3 separate regions of the Homo sapiens genome follow, and regions 2 and 3 are each linked to region 1. A link is a loop called in an ENCODE intact Hi-C map of the cell type or tissue named here. Cell type or tissue: heart right ventricle. All regions are shown on one strand. Links, peaks and the distances in the headings refer to the core of each region. The heading gives the core; the rest is flanking DNA.

The links. A loop is a pair of places that touch in the nucleus more often than their neighbours do. Peaks named below come from ENCODE experiments on the same cell type or tissue, not always from the same donor. Only the 100,000 strongest peaks of a DNase experiment are listed, where the experiment ranks them.
Region 2: a loop joins it to region 1, with 4 times the contacts of the local background. A loop is called at or near these places in 93 of 110 quality-filtered maps.
Region 3: a loop joins it to region 1, with 5 times the contacts of the local background. A loop is called at or near these places in 93 of 110 quality-filtered maps.

Annotation. Positions count from the first base shown.
Region 1 is chr3:69,408,269-69,414,280 of GRCh38, forward strand. It overlaps a transcript of FRMD4B not described here. Among named protein-coding and RNA genes, the nearest start is that of FRMD4B, 25 kb to the left of the region's middle. In heart right ventricle, for the core only: a CTCF peak has its summit at 2,267 (motif pointing left); a DNase peak (open chromatin) is centred at 2,263; H3K4me3 peaks cover 614 bases; H3K27ac peaks cover 1,501 bases.
Region 2 is chr3:69,151,250-69,157,261 of GRCh38, forward strand. No RefSeq gene overlaps it. Among named protein-coding and RNA genes, the nearest start is that of LMOD3, 32 kb to the left of the region's middle. In heart right ventricle, for the core only: no CTCF peak of the experiment used is centred there; no DNase peak of the experiment used is centred there; H3K27me3 peaks cover 311 bases.
Region 3 is chr3:69,159,056-69,165,067 of GRCh38, forward strand. No RefSeq gene overlaps it. Among named protein-coding and RNA genes, the nearest start is that of LMOD3, 39 kb to the left of the region's middle. In heart right ventricle, for the core only: CTCF peaks have their summits at 2,726 and 2,929; no DNase peak of the experiment used is centred there.

The sequences.
Region 1 (6,012 bases), core at 334-5,333:
CCTGAAGTCATGAGGCCTGAAAGGTTCTTTTCAATTAATAGTCTGTAATGCAATCATAAGCTCCTCCACATGCAACCAAGAGGCTGCTGCCTATCAAGTGTGGTTCAAGAGCCAAGTGCCCCCAAAGGCATCATCTTGCTAGTCTGAAAGTTCCGCCAATTGACGCTTTCTCCAGAAAGCCCTTGTTGAAAAGTAAAGCCGTCTCCACAGAACACTTAATCCAATAACCCACCAGCACTTGGAGAACATATTAGTTAAGAGAGAGCAGGACTGTGATGGAGCAGAACGTGGGACCTGTAAGTTTTGAGTGGAAAATGCTGTAAAACAGGAAAATGATATCATAAAAAGGACTCAGGGCTTGTTGCACTGCCTGGGCAGGCAGGGCTTGGTAGGGGGAGTGGGGGGTGGACAATAAACAAGGGCAGCTCTGCTGAGCTGGAGCCAGCAGCATTTGGAGATAGTTGCGTGGAGTCCTGGCAGGGGACCAGAGCCACCTTAGAGCAGGGATGGCGCCAGTGGGAGGAATTTCAAGCAGGGAAGAGTCGACGACTGGAGGGCTCACTCCCAAGTTGCACCTGGGGACCACTGCTTAGAGTGTGTTTTTTAGAGAGGCCAGTGAGAAACTCAGGTTTGAAGTCAGATTCTATCAACCTGGGGTAAAATCCCAGCTCTGCACTTACCCACCTTATAATCTTGGAGGAATTATTTAACCACCTTAAGGCTTGGCTTGGCATCTGTAAAATAGAGAGAAAAACACTTCCATCCTGAGGTTGTTCGTGAGGAATATATGCAGAGTGTCTAAAAGGCCAGTTCTTGGCTCACAGTGAGTTTTCAGGAAAGGGAGCCTGTAGTCATTCCACTACTCAGTCTCAGCAGAAAACTGGCATTGCTTGGTTCAGCACTTCTTTGTGCTGAATGTGTGAATGCAAAAGGGAAGAAGGCAGAGGTTACTAGCGGATTCCGGCTCAGTCTTTACCCTAGAGCTAGATGCCTGAACTTCTCTCTTTGAGTTGGAGAAGCAAATCCACTCGGCTGTTGAGACATTTCCAACAAGAATTCATTTCAATTGGAAACTCATACAACCAGGAGATTCCTAGGCATGGTCCCATTTCTCTGTGTGCACCACAGAAAGCTTACAATGACCCAGTAGAAGGAGTATTAGTGCATCATCTGTCCTCATAAGGCATCAGGAACACAATGAGCTACTTCCCAGTCACCTCTGGACTGCCAAGGGGTTGGCCAGATGGCATAGTGGCCACCAGCATTCACCCTCATTCTTCTAGCTGAGAAAAATCTCGATTTTTATACATTATCCACCCCTCCCTCACACAACCCAGGTGCTAACCTCCACTTCAGGGGAAAACCTAATTGGCATAAACCAATTGGCATGTGAGGGGACCTGGGACAGAAGCCAGTCCAACAGAGGGAATCTCAGGGCTATTGCTTGGAAATCTAGGATAAAGGTACCCTCTCTTCTCTGCATATAGAAAGCTCAGATGTGAGGACTAAACTGCCACAGCCATTCTTGGTACTAAAAAGGAAGAAAATCTGACAACAAAGCCCACATGTGGGGAAAGCAGAGTAGAGAGAATTCAGAGAACACTGGCAGCCTCTTCAACTGCACTTGAAGTTAGAACCCTTCAGGTTCTCAGTTACATGAGCCAATAAGCAGCTCTTATGGTTTAAGCTGGTCTGAAATGGGGTTTCTCCTGGTCATATGGGTTCTTCCACTTTCAGGATCCTCAGAACCCCCAGCAATGCCAACAAGAACTCCACCCTTTCCTCAAATGGCTCAGATTTCCTGACAACAAACACAATTTCCTAGTGCACAGAACAGACCCCTGGCTTGCTTCCCTCAGACTGTGAAGCAAAAGGACAAAGTAACAAAGGTTAACTTTCGTTGGTACCTTCCTCTCTGAGCCCATCTCTTGCTCCTGACTATTCCTCTCCTTCAGGACACTCGGGCCAATTTCAAGTTCCAAAAGCAGGTCCGATATCAGCTCTGAAATTCCACTAAGTCTCCAGATACTACTGGCACTCCTGTGCCTAAGAGTGAGTGTGTGAATGCAGGGGTAAGCGTGTGAATATCTGCGTGAGTGTAATGGATAAGTGTAAATGTAGGAATGCGTGTGTGAGTATGAGTATGAGGGTGAGCATGTCTGTGCATGAGCGAGTGTGAATATGTGTGTGAGTACGTGAGTGTATGTGAGTGTATGAACGTGTATGTAGTTTGCAAGACCTGTACAAGCTGTTTCTGGAAAAGTGCTCCACCTAGGGGCAGACTGTCAAACTGATGCCCTCTGATGGCACAGGCATGGCCCAGAAACGGCCATTGAGAGGAAGGAAGGAAAATAGAATATTTTACCTACGGGTTCAGCATCTTCTCTTAATAAAAGTAATGCCTGAAAGGTTATGGAACAAGGGAAAAAAAGAAATATATAAATAAATAAATAAATAAATATATATATATATATATATATATATATATATATATATATATATATATTTGAGACAGGGTCTTGCTCTGTTGCCCAGGCTGGAATCTGGAGGTATGATGACAGCTCATTGCAGCCTCTGACTCCTGGGCTCAAGGAATCCTCCCATCTCAGGTCTCAAGAACAATATTTTTAATTACAATGGAAAACACTACTTTAAACAAATTGAAGTTTGAAAATTTGTACCTGGCCTATAGAAGAGGGGCTGTAAGCCATAAGGGGTCAGCCAAGTGAAATCCATGAGTCCCATGGGCCGTATTCTCCTGTGGCAAACTAGAGATGGCATCCCTGATTGAAGTGGGGACACCGCCATTCAGCCCTGAATGGTGCCAAGTGATAATGATGGCCCAGTGGTGCCAAAACTCTGATTTAAAAACAAAACACATCAGAACAATTTATCCAGATTTGTACCTGAACTATCCTAATTTTCTACATGGTGGCTACTAATTCATATGGTATTCTAACTGTAAGTCACCAATTTGCAACTAATGCTGTCCATTCTCTGTTGTTTCTCAAAATTGAAGAAGGTTTAAGTTAGGACTCTTTTAAATTTTCATTGTCCTGAGAGTATTTACAAATATGACTCAACTCACAAAAATACAATTAACCACCCACACTTCAGTCTGAAGCAAGGTACACCTGGATGATTATAAATGTATCTAGGCAATACAATTTAAACCTGGGATAGAGAGGGAGAAGCTGACAGCATTGAGTTTCTGAGTTATGTTTTTCATCCTACAGGATATGAATCACCCCAGGCTCCATCCTTCAGCAGGGTAAATCTCTTTGTCAGAAGCATGAGGAATCAGAAATGTTCTGTCTCCCGACTTCATAAAAATATTTCACTAATGAACAAAGTCTCCAGTTCCAAAGCTGACCCTGATCTCCTGTCTAGGGAAACTTTTAAGAAGTTCATCGAATAAAGTAGTGAGTAATTTACAATATCCTGGATAACTGCCTAGGGACGTGGTTATAATATAATTCACATTGGGATTCCAGTTAATGATATAGCCTCCAATCTAGTTTCACCACGCACTTCTTAAAGTGGAAGATTTCCGAGGTCCTTGCTTTTGAACAATTATCTATATCAAATCAGAACAAACTCCTGACTGAGTGATTTTTAAGTTTTATTGTTCTGAAGCCCAATTGCAAAAATAAGTGGCTGAGTGTTCAGAAATACAGCAGGAATATTACCCACTTGCTAATCTAGCTAGAAATTGCATTTCTTTCTAGATGACAGTAAAAACAGGTAACATTTATTGAGTGCTCACTATGTGCCAAGCACTACTTTCAGCACTTTTCATCTATAAATTTATTAATGTGCTCAAAAACCCTAGGAGGTGGGTCCATTTATTATGCCCATTTATCAAATAAGGCAGAGAGGGATTAAGAAAATTATACAAGGTCTTCCAGTTGGTAGCTGGTAGAGCCAGGTTTGAACCCAGGAATTCTGGCCCCACAACCCAAGCTAACTGCTTTACAAGACTGAGATGCAGATTCAATAGACCTTTTGAATTAGAATAGAAGAAAGATAAACTGAGGACACTTGATGTCACAGGAAAAGGGTGCCTGGAAATCAACAGTTGTTACTGGAGTCAGACTATGTGGTGGACTGGTCAACTTTCAGAAGTCTGATTTTATTTTACTGATTGCTATTCTTTTGATAACCCTAAAGTTAGTGAGAGCAGAGGGGACCGAAAGTAGGTAGAAGCAGGAGGAAGAAGAGATAAAGGTGGAATATGGGCTGCTTCAAGTATCCAAGGGAAGTAAGACAGTCACTTGCTCAAAGTTCTTCCCTGTAGAGGCCAAAGAGAATTTCATTTGGCTGAGTTTCTGTTTAAAACACAAATGGCTGTATTGTAACATAATGCACATTTACAAAGCATTCATTCTTTCCTACCCATTAATTTACTTAGGTTATCTAAGAGATGCAGAACTTGAATGAGCGAAAAGACTAATTTCAAGTTTTACCATTGGAAAGGGTTAATTCGTCATGTTGAGTGCTAAAGCTGGGGCCTCTGAGTGGATGAATGGGCAGTCAGAGGAGACCTAAGAGAATTCCAATGAGAAGCTCCACTTTTTTTTTTTTTTTTTTTTTTTTTTTTTGAGACGAGAAGCTCCACTTTGTTCCCAGTTCCTTGAAGTTGGGTGGGAAGCTTCACACGCACCAGGCATGAAATCAAACCTTCTCTGTGGTTACCTATTATCACCGATGGGTCTCTGAGTTATCATGGTTTCCTCTTTTGTCCCACTGCTGTAGTCTATTCATACCTCTATTGCAGTAATTCCATTGTCTATGATAATGGTTCATTGCTATACTCTTGATACGCAGCACAGTGCCTAATGTATAGTAGGCATAAGAGTCAGGTTTGTTGAACGACGGGATTAAAGATGCTCAACTAGACTAACACATAAAACTAGTCATTAATATGGATGAAAGTAATCATTAGTATTTATTGAGCATGAATGAGCCAAGTGCTTACATGTATTATAACTTCATTTAATCTCTCAATGACTCTATAATGTAGGCATTATCCTGATTATCTCCATTTTACAGTTAAAGAAACGAGGCACAGAGTAGTGATTTCCTCAAGGTCACTTAGCCTGGACTTGACCCCAGGCCGTCTTGATGTTAGAGCCAGATCTATAAACCTTGAACTGTATCTCTCCCTTTATTTTACTGTCCTGACTGAATGCAATTAGGCACACTAAATGTTCTTACTAATTCTTCTCAAATACTTTCCCACTATAGTGCCTCTCTCAGAACGGTACCTGCCCATAGTCACAAATCACAGTAACCCCATTTCATAACCAGGCTCCCTCAAATGTCATTAAATCCTAGCAGTGGCTTTAAGATAGAAATAAATATGCAAGATGCTTGAATTAGCAAGGTTTCCCATTTTCCTCTTTCCCTAGCTTTAGAGTTTGACTTGATTGCCTCATTAATCTCAAGGGAATGTGACGCATTCACCACACGTCCAAAAGATGTGCAGCGTTTCACAAAGCAGCAGAATGAAGACAATACAACCCTGCATCTCCTATGCCGGGAGCTGCAGAGAAGTGCGGGCAAGAAGAAAATGGTGTAAACGGCTCCTACGTGTTTCTCAGAGATGTAAGAAAAAAGTGGAGAGAAATTTCTATTTGCTTATTTTCTTTTGTTTACATTAATGTCATTCCATGCCTTTGGGGATTTGGAACCTTCTGGAATTTCTCGATTCTGGGATGTTTTGTTGAATTTCATTTATTCTTACTAAGGATGATGCTGGCTTGGAGAAAAGACGTGCATATGGCATGTTCCTCAAAACACATATGTTCCCATCTCCAGAAGGAAACTAGAAAATATCATACAGCTGCATTTCATCTATAGGGAGAGAGTGCTTCTAGAGGAGAAAAGTGGTTGCAGGTAACAGATGCCTGCCTGAATAAAATCATAAGAGCTTGCACAAAACACACAATACCTACTTCAAAAGACCTCAAACAGGAAATAATCAAGGTGCTGCTTTAACAGTGGAGAGAT
Region 2 (6,012 bases), core at 663-5,662, 260 kb before region 1:
CTTGTTGTGTAATAGGCTATCCTACTTAGGTTTGTATAAGTACACTCTTTTTTTTTTAAGATGGGATCTTGCTCTGTTGCCCATGCTGGAGTGCAGGGGCAATATCATGGCTCACTGTAGCCTTAACCTCCCAGTACACTCTATGATGCTCAAAATCACCTAATTTCTCAGATTGTATTCCTACCGTTAAACCACTCATGATTGTACATCTCCTTTTTATCATATTTAACAAGATAACAGCAACCTTGAGCATGTGCATACACACGCACAGAGTCAGAGTTCCCTTCCTTGACTTCACCTATTGGTTTCCCATGCCCAGATGTCTATTGTGTCCCTAATCATATCACTTTGTGCTATGTTACAATTACCTATCTGTGTGACGTAGTCCCTGACTAAGCTGTAAACTCCGAGGAGATGGAGCCTGTGTCTGAGACTGTGGTATTGCCACTGCTTAGCACATTATAGGTAATCAATAGACATTTAATAAGCACACAAACAACATGTGACAAACCAAGGAAATAAGAATGAATACGTGATGCGTTTGAACACACTTACATGGGCATGGCTGTGTTGGAGACAAGAGGAGAGTTTTTGATGGGGTGGACTGTGGTCCTTGGACATTAAGCAGTAAGGTGGGCTAGAATATGGAGACTTTAAGTATTCAGGCCTGGTGATCTAGAGAGTAAAGAACCATTTTTTTTCCAATTTAAAAATTGCAGTAAAATATGTGTTACATAAAATTTGCCATTTTAACCATTTTTAAATATACAATTCTGTACACTAATTACACTCACAATGTAATCCAACCATCACCACAATCTTTTTCCAAAACCTTTTCATCACCCCAGAGCAGTAACTCCCTATTCTCTCTCTTCCCTGAGTCCCTAGTAACCTCTAACCCACTTTTTGTCTCCATTAATTTGCTTTTTGTTTTTTTTTCCTTTGGAGACAGGGTTTTGCGCTGTCTCCCAGCCTGTACTGCAGTGGCACAATCACAGCTCACTGCAGCCTTGACCTCCTGGACTCAAGTGATCCTCCCACCTTAACCTCTCAAGTATCTGGGGCTACAGGAATGTGCCATCATGCCTGGCTAATTTTTAAAATTTTTTGCAGAGATGAGATCTCCCCTTGTTGCCCAGACTTGTCTTGAACTCTTGCACTAAAGCGATCCTTCCTCCTCAGCCTCCCAAAGTGCTAGGATTAAAGGTGTTTGCCACCATGCCTGGCTGAATTTGCCTATTTTAGATGTTTCATGTAAGTGAATCCTACAGCATTTGTTCTTCTGTATTTGTTTTATTTCATTTTGCAAAACATTGTCAAGGTTCATCTATGCTGTGGCATTTTTAAGTAGAAAAGTGATTTAGAGCCACCGACATCTTGGAAAGACAGTGTTGGAAGATGCATACGGGTGAGGTGTTGAGCACCTCATTCCAGTTGCTTCAGCACCTTGCTGGCTTGTTTACTATTGTAGAGAGCCTTTATTAATTTCTAGGGGCTGGAAACCTAAACATATTACAAGTGTGTCACCAAATTTTGATCAGTATCTACAGCTTACATTTGCTATGACTGAGGGCATGCATGGTTTATAGTGAAACCTGTTCGATGTTGATATCTGTTATAATGACATGGCAAAACATGGGATACAATTGCTGGGAGAATGGAGAGGAGTCATAAACATCAAATCAGAAAACAAGCCAAGAGAGGGATAACTGTGGCTGCTTTTAGAGGTGAGCATCATTGTGCTGCAGCAGTGGCCACGTGGTAATCATTTCTGGTTTGTCACAATGCATAGAGCTTTTGATACATTTTAGTGGTTGCCAAAAATGCTAGAATTGGAGAGCATGCTACATATACAAAAAGTTTAAGAACAAATATACCTAGAGTCATAACATGCTCATATTTCATTTGTAAAAAGTCAACTCTACATGCTAGAGACAGAGAGAGAGAAACAGAGAAAGACAGAGAGAAAGAAAAATAACTAAACTGTACAAGTGATCCTGGTTGCCATTTCACTCAGTGAGTTTATGTCCCAGAGTTGATGTGATCTGGGAAATACACATGGATTTTCATAGTTTCCATTGTGTGATGTTGCAGAAGAGCATGAGTCCAGGGTTTAAAAATATGTACTTTTCATACAACATGGTCATGAAAGAAAGTCTACTTCATCTGGGACTCAAATGAAGAATCAACGTATTCCAAAGTCAGTTGTGCTGGACTTAATGAAAGAGGGCATATCGCTCTTTAATGTAGCACATATCTAATAGATTTTCTGGCACAATTTTGACAAGACACAATTTTCATCTTATGGGCTGACTTTAGAACCTAACTTCTCCTCTGATTCTAGATTCATCTTCATTGTAGAAGACAATGGAAAAGCAACAGCATCCTTCAAGTTTTCTTGGATATAACCTGCAGTGCTATTGAGATTTAGGACTGGAAAATAGCAGAAACCAACTAGAGCTAGCTGAAGCATAAAGAAAAGAAGATACTGGTTGGGGGTATTTTATAAAAAACTGTATCTGTACATGCAGGTGTGAGGATGCAAAGGAAGCAATGACTGCCTTCCAAGAAGATCACAGACTTTCCTCTAAGTGAGTCTCGAGCTGTAACTGCATACGAATCACCTGGAGACCTTGTTAAACAGGCACATCATCATTCAATAGGTCTGGGATTATAGATCATGTAACAAGCCCCCAGGTGAGTTGATGCCACTGACCCTGACAGCAATTTGAGTAGCAAGATTCAAATGCAGCTATTTTGATAACCCAGTCTCTGAAACTTTCACTTCCCAATTTCAGATTTCCAAGAGGGGACATGATTGCCCCAGTTTGGGTCAGGCATCTACCACTCCTGGATCCATCCACGACATCCAGCGGTATCAGGTCAAGAAAGAGCAAAATCACTATCACCACCACTAGCACGTAATGAATGTTAACAACTGGCCTTTCCCTGGGCTATGCATCTCATACACATTATCTCCTTTAATCTGCAAGTTAACGCTTTGAAGTGAGGGGAGAAAACTGAGGTTTAGAGAAGCCCAGTTGTTAATGAGTGTAAAAGCTGGTCTTTGGCCACACGGCCTGACTCTAGAGCTCCTGTGTTCTACCAACTTCAAGATTTGGCCAGGAGAGTGGGATCCCTTGGGTTTGTGGGAAGCCAGTTCTAAGAGGAAGAGGAATCACTGTCACCTGGAGTTGGCCCCTAGATTGACTATATAGCCACTTTATTAGTATTTGTGAACAAAGGTGGGAACAAGTTAGGTTACTAAAATTTTATGATTTCCCCAATAAATAATACCCCTCTTTCCACCCAACTTCAGAAAAAGGACAGAGATGTCACATGGGAGTCCAAAGTATATATAGCATGAAGAGCAGCTAAAAGCAAGGTCTGTGGGACAGTTTAGAAGCCCACTCCTCGCCAGCATGCCCTGGGCCTTGTCTGTATTCCAGACCTGGTACGTCAGGATCTCCATGTTCCCAGGGTCCCCAGGTGAAGGGTTGGGGTTCACCGACACTACCTGGAATTTCACAAGCAGCTCCAGACAATGGCAGGGCTCTCTCAGCATTCTTGTTGGTAGGAACCACCAAGCTCAGTTAACCCCGGGGCTGGGGAGCTCACGAAAATGCGTCCTCTCTGCAGCCAGGCTGATTGAAAGAGGCAGAAGAGGATTCTCTGACAAGGGGAAGAGGCGGGGAGGGGCCAGAGAGAGCTCTGCGGTTCTCCTGCCTCACGCTGCATATTATTAAAGTATCACCTGGGAACGAAAAAAAATCAATAATTGGGTTCACCCTCATATAGTATTATTATTATTATTATTTATTTTGAGACAAGGTCTCACTCTGTCACCCAGGCTGGAGTGCAGTGGCACAATCATGGCTCACTACAGCCTCAACCTCCTGGTCTCAAGCTATCCTCCCACCTCGGCCTCTGGAGTAGCTGGGACTACAGGCATGCACCACCATGCCAGGCTAATTTTTTTTTTTTTTCAGAGATGGGGTTTTTCCATGTTGTCCAGGCTGGTCTCAAAGTTCTGGCCTCAAGCAATCCTCCCTCCTCAGCCTCCCAGAGTTCTGGGATTCCAGGTGTGAGCTACCACACCTGGCATGAATATTCTTATTTAGTTGGCACATCGTAGGGTGGGCCAATTACAATATGTTTTTAAAAAGTCTTCTTAGATGGATATAACATACACTGGTCTAGCTTCAGTCCCTCTGTGGAGACAGGAGTGGGGAGTCAGCGTGCCTTCTTAACAATTACTCTCCTACTTTACTGTGGCGTGAGGGAAAGGTATTAGAGCAGGGCTTCTCAGACTTTAATGTGCCTAAGCATCAGCTGAGGATCCTGTGCAGGTGAAGATTGTGATTTGGTAGTCCTGGCTGGGACCTGGAACACTGCCTTTCTAAGCAGCTCCCGGGGGTGCTTGCAGCTGGTCCTTGTACCACACTCTGAGCAGCAAGGAGCTACATCAGGGGTTCTCGGCATGCAGTAGAGTCACCAGAGACACCTGCTCATGTGCAGGGCCCCAGCATTCCTAGCTCAGAAATTCTGATCCTGTGGGTGTGGGGAAGGGGTCAGGAATCTTCATTTTTAACAGCCATTTCTGGGGCAGGTGATTGAGTGACTGGAGAGCTCCATGTTGACAAACACTGGGCTACAGAAGTATAATAAAACCTGAGAAATGCTATTACGAAAACAGGAAAAGAGAGAACATCTGATTAATACTCTGTTCTCAACAGTCAATATCCTGATCTAGTAGAGCTATCATTACTTCAATGTCATTATTCAGGGTAATTTTGAATAAGACTTTACCTCCCCGAGTCCTTCCCCTCAAGAATCTCTGCTGAGTAGAGATTTTTAAAACAACCAGAACATGTTAGTCTCTCTCGATAGAGAGAGAGAGAGAGATGAAAGAGAAATTTATTCTCTCAGCATTTTGGGGCCAGAAGTTCAAAATCAAGATGTGGGCAGGGTTGATCCCTTCTAGAAGCTAAAAAGAAAAACATGCTCCACGCCTCTCTTTCCTAGTTTTCGGTGGCTTCTGACAATCCTTGCATCCTTGGCTTGTGGATGTGTTACTCCAATAGCTGCATCCATAGTCAAATGACTCATTTTCTCTCTGTGTCTGTGTCTGTTAGTGCATAATTTTATTTCAGAATTCTAAATTGCCTTCAGATTTGGACAAATTTTCCTCTTCATTTGGTGTGTATTATAGTTGATTTGTGTCCCCACAAAAGATCTGTTGGATTCCTAACCCCGGTATCTCAGAATGTGACCTTATTTGGAAATTAGGTTTTTATAGATATAATCACATTAAAATGAAGTCATTAGGATGAGCCCTAAACCAATTAGGTTTTTTTTTTTTTTTTTTTTTTTGAGACTGAGTCTTGCTCTGTCACCCAGGCTGGAGTACAGTGGCACCATCTTGGCTCACTGCAACCTCAGCCTCCTGGGTTCAAGCGATTCTCCTGCCTCAGCCTCCTGAGTAGCTGGGACTACAAATGCATGCCACCACTCCTGGCTAATTTTTTGTAATTTTAGTAGAGACAAGGTTTCTCCATGTTGGCCAGGCTTGTCTCGATCTCCTGACCTCAGGTGATCCACCCGCCTTGGCCTCCCAAAGTGTTGGGATTACAGGCATGAGCCAGGTTGTATCTTTATATGGCTGTGTCTTTACAAAAAAAAAAAAAAAAAAAAAAAGAACACTGAGACCCACACAGGGAGACCACCATGTGAAGATGATGATAAAGATCGGGTGACGCTTCTACAAAAGCCAAAGAACACCAAAGATTGCCAGCAAAACACCAGGAGCTGGCACAGAGAAGCACGGAGCAGATTCTCCCTCACGTTTTCGGAAGAACCGACCCTGCCAATACTTTGATCTCAGACCCTAGAACTGTGAGATAATACATTTCTGTTGTTTAAGTCACCCAGTTTATGGTTCTTTGTTTACAGCCCTAGCAAACTAATGCAGTATGTATATACTACACAATTCCATAAGCACTTGCTGGAAAG
Region 3 (6,012 bases), core at 663-5,662, 250 kb before region 1:
GGTGATGAGGCAGGGGAGGATAGACTGTCAGATAAAATAAAGACATGCATGGGACATTACGAATCCTAACAATGATTTGGTGATGTGCGCCTGTGGTCCCAGCTACCATCCCAAAGTCAAATTTAACTGGGAATTTTATTTTTTATTTTTCTAAGAATTAAAGCAAACAATCTATTTTGAAGTAACTCAGATATGTTTCATTTGTTACATCTAGTTATCTTGAAACACAGTAACCTTGGCTGGGTGGGGTGGCTCAGGCCTGTAATCCCAGCACTTTGGGAGGCCGAGGTGGGTGGATCACCTGAGGTCAGCAGTTTGAGCCCAGCCTGGCCAAAATGGTGAAACGCTGTCTCTACTAAAAATACAAAAATTAGCCGGCCATGGTGGCGGATGCCTGTAATCCCAGCTACTCCGGAGGCTGAGGCAGGAGAATTGCTTGAACCCGGGAGGTGGAGGTTGCAGTGAGCCGAGATCGTGCCATTGCACCACTCCAGCCTGGGTGACAGAGCCAGACTTTGTCTCAGAAAAAAAAAAAAAAAAAAAAAAAGTAACTTTGGTATAATGGTTGAAGAAAAAGGAGAAGCAATGTAAGCATAAATGCCTGAACATTTTACTCTTTTATCAATAAACATTACTAGAATGCGATGCATTTGAATCCATGCTTTTTTCCAAGGAAAACCTTCATTCTATCTTCTGCTTCCTGATATCGAAGCTGGATCTTATTACAAGGGTAGGATGCACCATGGAAAGCATGCCTAATTTTTTTGTTCGTTAGTCTTTTTGAGATGGAGTTTCACTCTTGTTGCCCAGGCTGGAGTGCAATGGTGCGATCCCCGCTCACTGCAAACTCCGTCTCCTGGGTTTAAGCAATTCTCCTGCCTCAGCCTCCCGAGTAGCTGGGATTACACGCATGTACCACCATGTCCTGCTAATTTTGTATTTTTAGTAGAGATGGGGTTTCCCCATGTTGGTCAGGCTGGTCTCGAACTCCTGACCTCAGGTGATCCGCCCACCTCGGCCTCCCATAGTGCTGGGATTACAGGTGTGAGCCATCACACCCAGCCCATGCCTAAACTTTTTAAACTACAGAAGGAAAGCTGATCTTCATCAGTTAGATCTCTGCATTATGCAGACTGACCACTGTGTTATTATATATAACATGGTGAAAAACACTGTTACATATGGCTTGTTGATAGCCCCACCTCAGTAATTTAGTTAAGCTTTAGATAGTCTGTTAACCACAAAGGCAGCATTTGATGTCAGGTCAAAAATCAGATCCAACTATGATTTTGTGGTTGATAGTTCAGAGAATGCTCTACAACAAAGGAATTGAGAATGCAGTGTGACGATATCTTTCTAACATTTAATTCAGGGAAAATGTCATCGCCAGCACAGCTTAACATTAACTGGGCATTTTAAATTTTTATCTGCTCACCTGGCAAATCTAATTACAGCACTGGTAAAATTACACCCTGGAATAGAAAAACTGTAGCCTAAGTCACATGGTGAAGGACAGGTATGTGTGAGAGAGAAAGGGGAAAGAATGAGCTTTAGAATTATTCTGATTTGGGCTTGATTTCTGACCCTCTACTTGATCATGTGACCTTGGGCAGTGTGTCTGAGCAGTTCCTCCAGGCTTGCTTTCCCCCTCCCATCTGTAAAATGGGCGTCTATTTTACAGATGGGAGAAAGATATCTCCTCTGGTTATTTAAGATGAAGTGTTAACTCAGTGCAGTGCAGTTCTGAGTCATATTGGAGTCTGACGCAAAAGGAAAAATCGGTAATACTGAACTCGTATTTATATAAAATTTTGACTTTTTTCAATTTTATTTATTTTTGAGACAAGATCTGGCTCTATCACCCAGGCTGGGGTGCAGTGGCACGATTTCGGCTGACTACAGCCTCAACCTCCCAGGCTCAAGTGATCCTCCCCCAGCATCCTGAGTAGCTGGGATCATACGCGCACATCACCACACCCAGCTAAATTTTGTGTTTTTTTTTGTAGAGACGGGGTTTCACCATGTTGCCCAGGCCGATCTCAAACTCCTACACTCAAGCAATTCACTCACCTCAGCCTCCCATAGTGCTGGGATTACAGGTGTGAGCTACTGTGCTGGGGTGACATTTTTTTAATCATGGGAAAAAATTGCGTGAAGTTGGATTTTTTCAAAAGACTGCATTGAAATATTATTTATCTTGTCAACCACGTTTTCGGGTGCGCTCTTAAAATTTGCACTTCGGCAGGTACCTCACTCATTTAACCCTAAGCCTGGCCTTGGCACTCAATGACTGTTAAATATTAATATTTAATGTTTGTATTTAATTTAATTAATATTTAAATGAAACAATGTTAAATGTTATTAACCCTCTTATATTCCATTTCCTTGTAGTATCCCATTAGAAACAATAAGGACAACAAACATTTATAAGGGCTCACTTTGTCCCAGGCACTGTGCTAAGCTCCTGAAGTACATCATTTTGTTGAATCCTTAAAATTTTAGGAGATTGTTACGATTATTTCCACTTTATAAAAAGTGACATTTTTAAAAATTTAAGCTACTTCCCCTAGAAGACATAGCTAGTAAATGGAGTTGATGGGCATTAGAAATTAAGTTTTGTTTGCTTTTTTCTGCAGGGCTGCTGAAACTTGTTTGTACACCTCGTGTTGAATTAAAGTATGAATTCAGACTCAGCAACTCCTGCCTGCATTAACCCAGATAGGCCTCTAGGTGTCCTCATTGACCAAGCTCCAGAATTCTAGGCCAGAGAAAAACTACTTTTAGAAAAGGGTTTCTCAAATAGTTGTGTGACATGGAAGTGCACATTTATGAGAAATATAGCAGCGTTGAGTGTCCGTGTGAGATGGTGATCATGACTCTAAAATAAAATAAATCTGCTTGCTTATGTGATTTTCTCTATGAATATTCAGCTCCTTGGCTACAGGTTGATCGCTGGATTTTAATACAGTCCTAAAGGACTGAGATTTTGATTGGCTGCAAATAGATTTGATGGATGGATGGATTCTTGACCAATGTTATGTAGATGTGATGGAACCCAAATGTTTGTTTTAAGAACCTTTAAAACTGTGCCCACTTAGTCCAAATTGTAACAGATTTCTAAATAAATAAAAAGAAGAAAGAAAAGGTTTTCTCAGGCGTTTTTCAGGTTTCTCAGGTTTTCTCAAGAGTTTGAGTTTTCTTAAACTCTTTCAGGGGAGTTTCTATATATTCTGTGCATGATTACAGACCAAACTGGGCCTGTCCTAGAAGGTTTTCAGTCTGAAGAAAGCTCTGGGATCAAGCAGGGCCAACTTCTCTGTGGATGGGAAGGATATGACACCCATTTGCTCAGCCTACAATCTCCAAGGGTGTGGGGTTTCTCAAACATCTATTATTGTGCTACTTACTCCTGAGCAGGGGCCTGGCAACTAGGTTTCCTGGGTGTCTTGAATCTACAGGACATGTCCTGTTTTAATGATTTTGCTTGGTGTCCTGTATGGATTTTTTTTCCAGGATGCCTTAAATGTCCTATATTCAGCTTTTTAAAAAATTAAGTTACAAAAATTTGGTGGTTAGAGCTATTTTTCAAATTTAATTGGCCTCCGGTATTTGCATTTGTTAAATCTGACCGTCCTACTGGCTGGCTTGTTTGCATTCATATGAACATAGAAAAGGTAGGGACCTGTCTTTGAGCCAGCAGCAGGGCTGTCCTAGGACAAGCCTCAAGTGCTTGTCCTAGTCCTGACTAAGCAGAAGAGCTGTAGCTGAACTGTTAGGAAAATGCCTTAATCAGTTTGATTCCTCAGGTTAGACCTGTGTGAAACCTCCCTGCACAGTGGACTCCAGAGTGGAACAAATTCATGCTTTACAAAGTTTCTGTCTTATACATTTGTGAATTGGAATCCAGGCCTGTGTACCTTCTAGCTATGTAACTTGGGCAAACTACTTAACCTTCTTGAGCTTCTGTTTGGAATTAATAATTGCAAACTTGCTGTGAGGATTAAACAAGAAAAAAGTGGCCGGGCATGGTGGCTCACACCTGTAATCACAGCACTTTGGGAGGTCAAGGTGGGAGGATCACTTGAGGTCAGGAGTTCGAGACAAGCCTGGCCAACATGATGAGACCCCGTCACTACTAAAAATACAAAAATTAGCCAGGTATGGTGGTGCATGTATGTAATTCCAGCTACTCGGGAAGCTGAAGTGGAAGTATCACTTGAACCCAGGAGGCAGAGGTTGCAGTGAGCCAAGATTGTGCCACTGCACTCCAGCCTGGGCAACAGAGCAAGCCTCTGTCTCAAAAAATAAATAAATAAAAATAAAATAAAACTAAATAAATAAATAAGAAAAAAGTGTTCCCAGTACCTACAGCAGTGCCTGAGACGTGAATCAGCCCTCAACAATGATGAGTTAGTTTAGTATTGTCATTTCAGTGGCTAAACTAAGGCAGTGCAAATCCTCCAAACATCATCTTAATATTCAACAACATCTTCTGACTTTTCTCCCTCAGGAAATAGTTTATATCATGAAATACCTTCTAGAGACTTGATGTTATGCTGAGCTGGTTAGGTGCATTATCTTGTTCAGCCCACACAATATCCTTGTGAGATATGTACTAGAGAGGAAACTGAGGCCCAGGGAGGTCAGGAAACTTCCCATAGTTCATATAAGCAGCCAGTAGAAAGGCCAGGAAATATTCCAAGCACAGCAGTCTGTCTCCAGGTCTGCATGACTTCAAAGCCTACACATTTAACCACTATTTTATAAAGATGGGGATGTCTGCTTAGACACCCACTATCAGATCCCTGAAAGGCTTCTTCCATCATAATTGAAGGGCTACTGGAAATGCCCTTCCCAGTCTTGGACTGTCAGTATTCTTGATGATATATTTCTCATCATTGCTTTCCAATCCTTAATCTTTCCTTTTTTCTTTTTAGAGACAGGGTTTTACTTTGTCACCGAGGCTGACGTGCAGTGGTGTGATCATAGCTCACTGTAACCTTGAATCCCTGGGCTCCGGTGATCTTCCCATTTCAGCCTCCAGAGTATTTTGGACTACAGGGGCATGCCACCACTCCCAACTCCTTTTTATTGTTTTGTAGAGACAGGATCTTGCTATAGTGCCCAGGCTGGTCTCAAACTCCTGGCCTAAAGCGATCTTCCTGCCTTGGCCTCCCAGAGTGTTGGAATTACAGGCTTGGGCCACTGTACCCAGCCCTGATCTTCTTATGAAGCCATTTTCTTCTGAAAATGAGGAGGGTCACATAGAGAATGGTTTCTCTGGTGAAGTTATGTGTGTGTTGGGAAGAAGAGGCCAGGTGCTGTGATGCTCATCTAGTTAACTACATCTCCTGTCTTCCAAGTACATTCCTTAAACAAACACCACTGCTCCTTTCCTCCAGCCTGTCTGCACAGGTAATTCCAGCCCAGTCAGTGTTAATGGGCCCTGCATCAGGAATATCTTCAAGCCATGCCCTGATCAGGAGTGTTGCAATTGCACAGCTTGAAAATCCACCAGCTGCAGGCTGCCCTAGGCTGTCTTTTCTTCCCCTGGTTATTTTCACCCTGCTAGTCTGATTTCCAACCTTCCCTTTGACCTTCCCTCTTTCTTCCTCCACAGGCCTACTTTAGTTGCTTCTTCCCTTCCCTTTTCATTTTCATTGATTTCCATTTAAGAGAGGTGGTTGTTGAGCAATTGCTGTTTTCTTTTTTTGGTTTTATTTTGTTTTTGAGATGGGGATTTGCTCTGTCACTCAGGCTGGAGTGCAGAGGCATGATCATGGCTTACTGCATCCCTGACCTCTTAGGCTCAAATGATCTCCCACTTCAGCCTCCCAAATAGCTGAAACTACAGGTGTGCACCACCATACCTGGCTCATTTTTTATTTTTTTGTATAGACGGGGTCTCACTATGTTGCCCAGGCTGGGCTCAAACTTCTGGGCTCAAGCAGTTTTCCTATGTTGGCCTCCCCAAGTGCTGGAATTACAGGCATGAGCCACTGCACCTGGTGA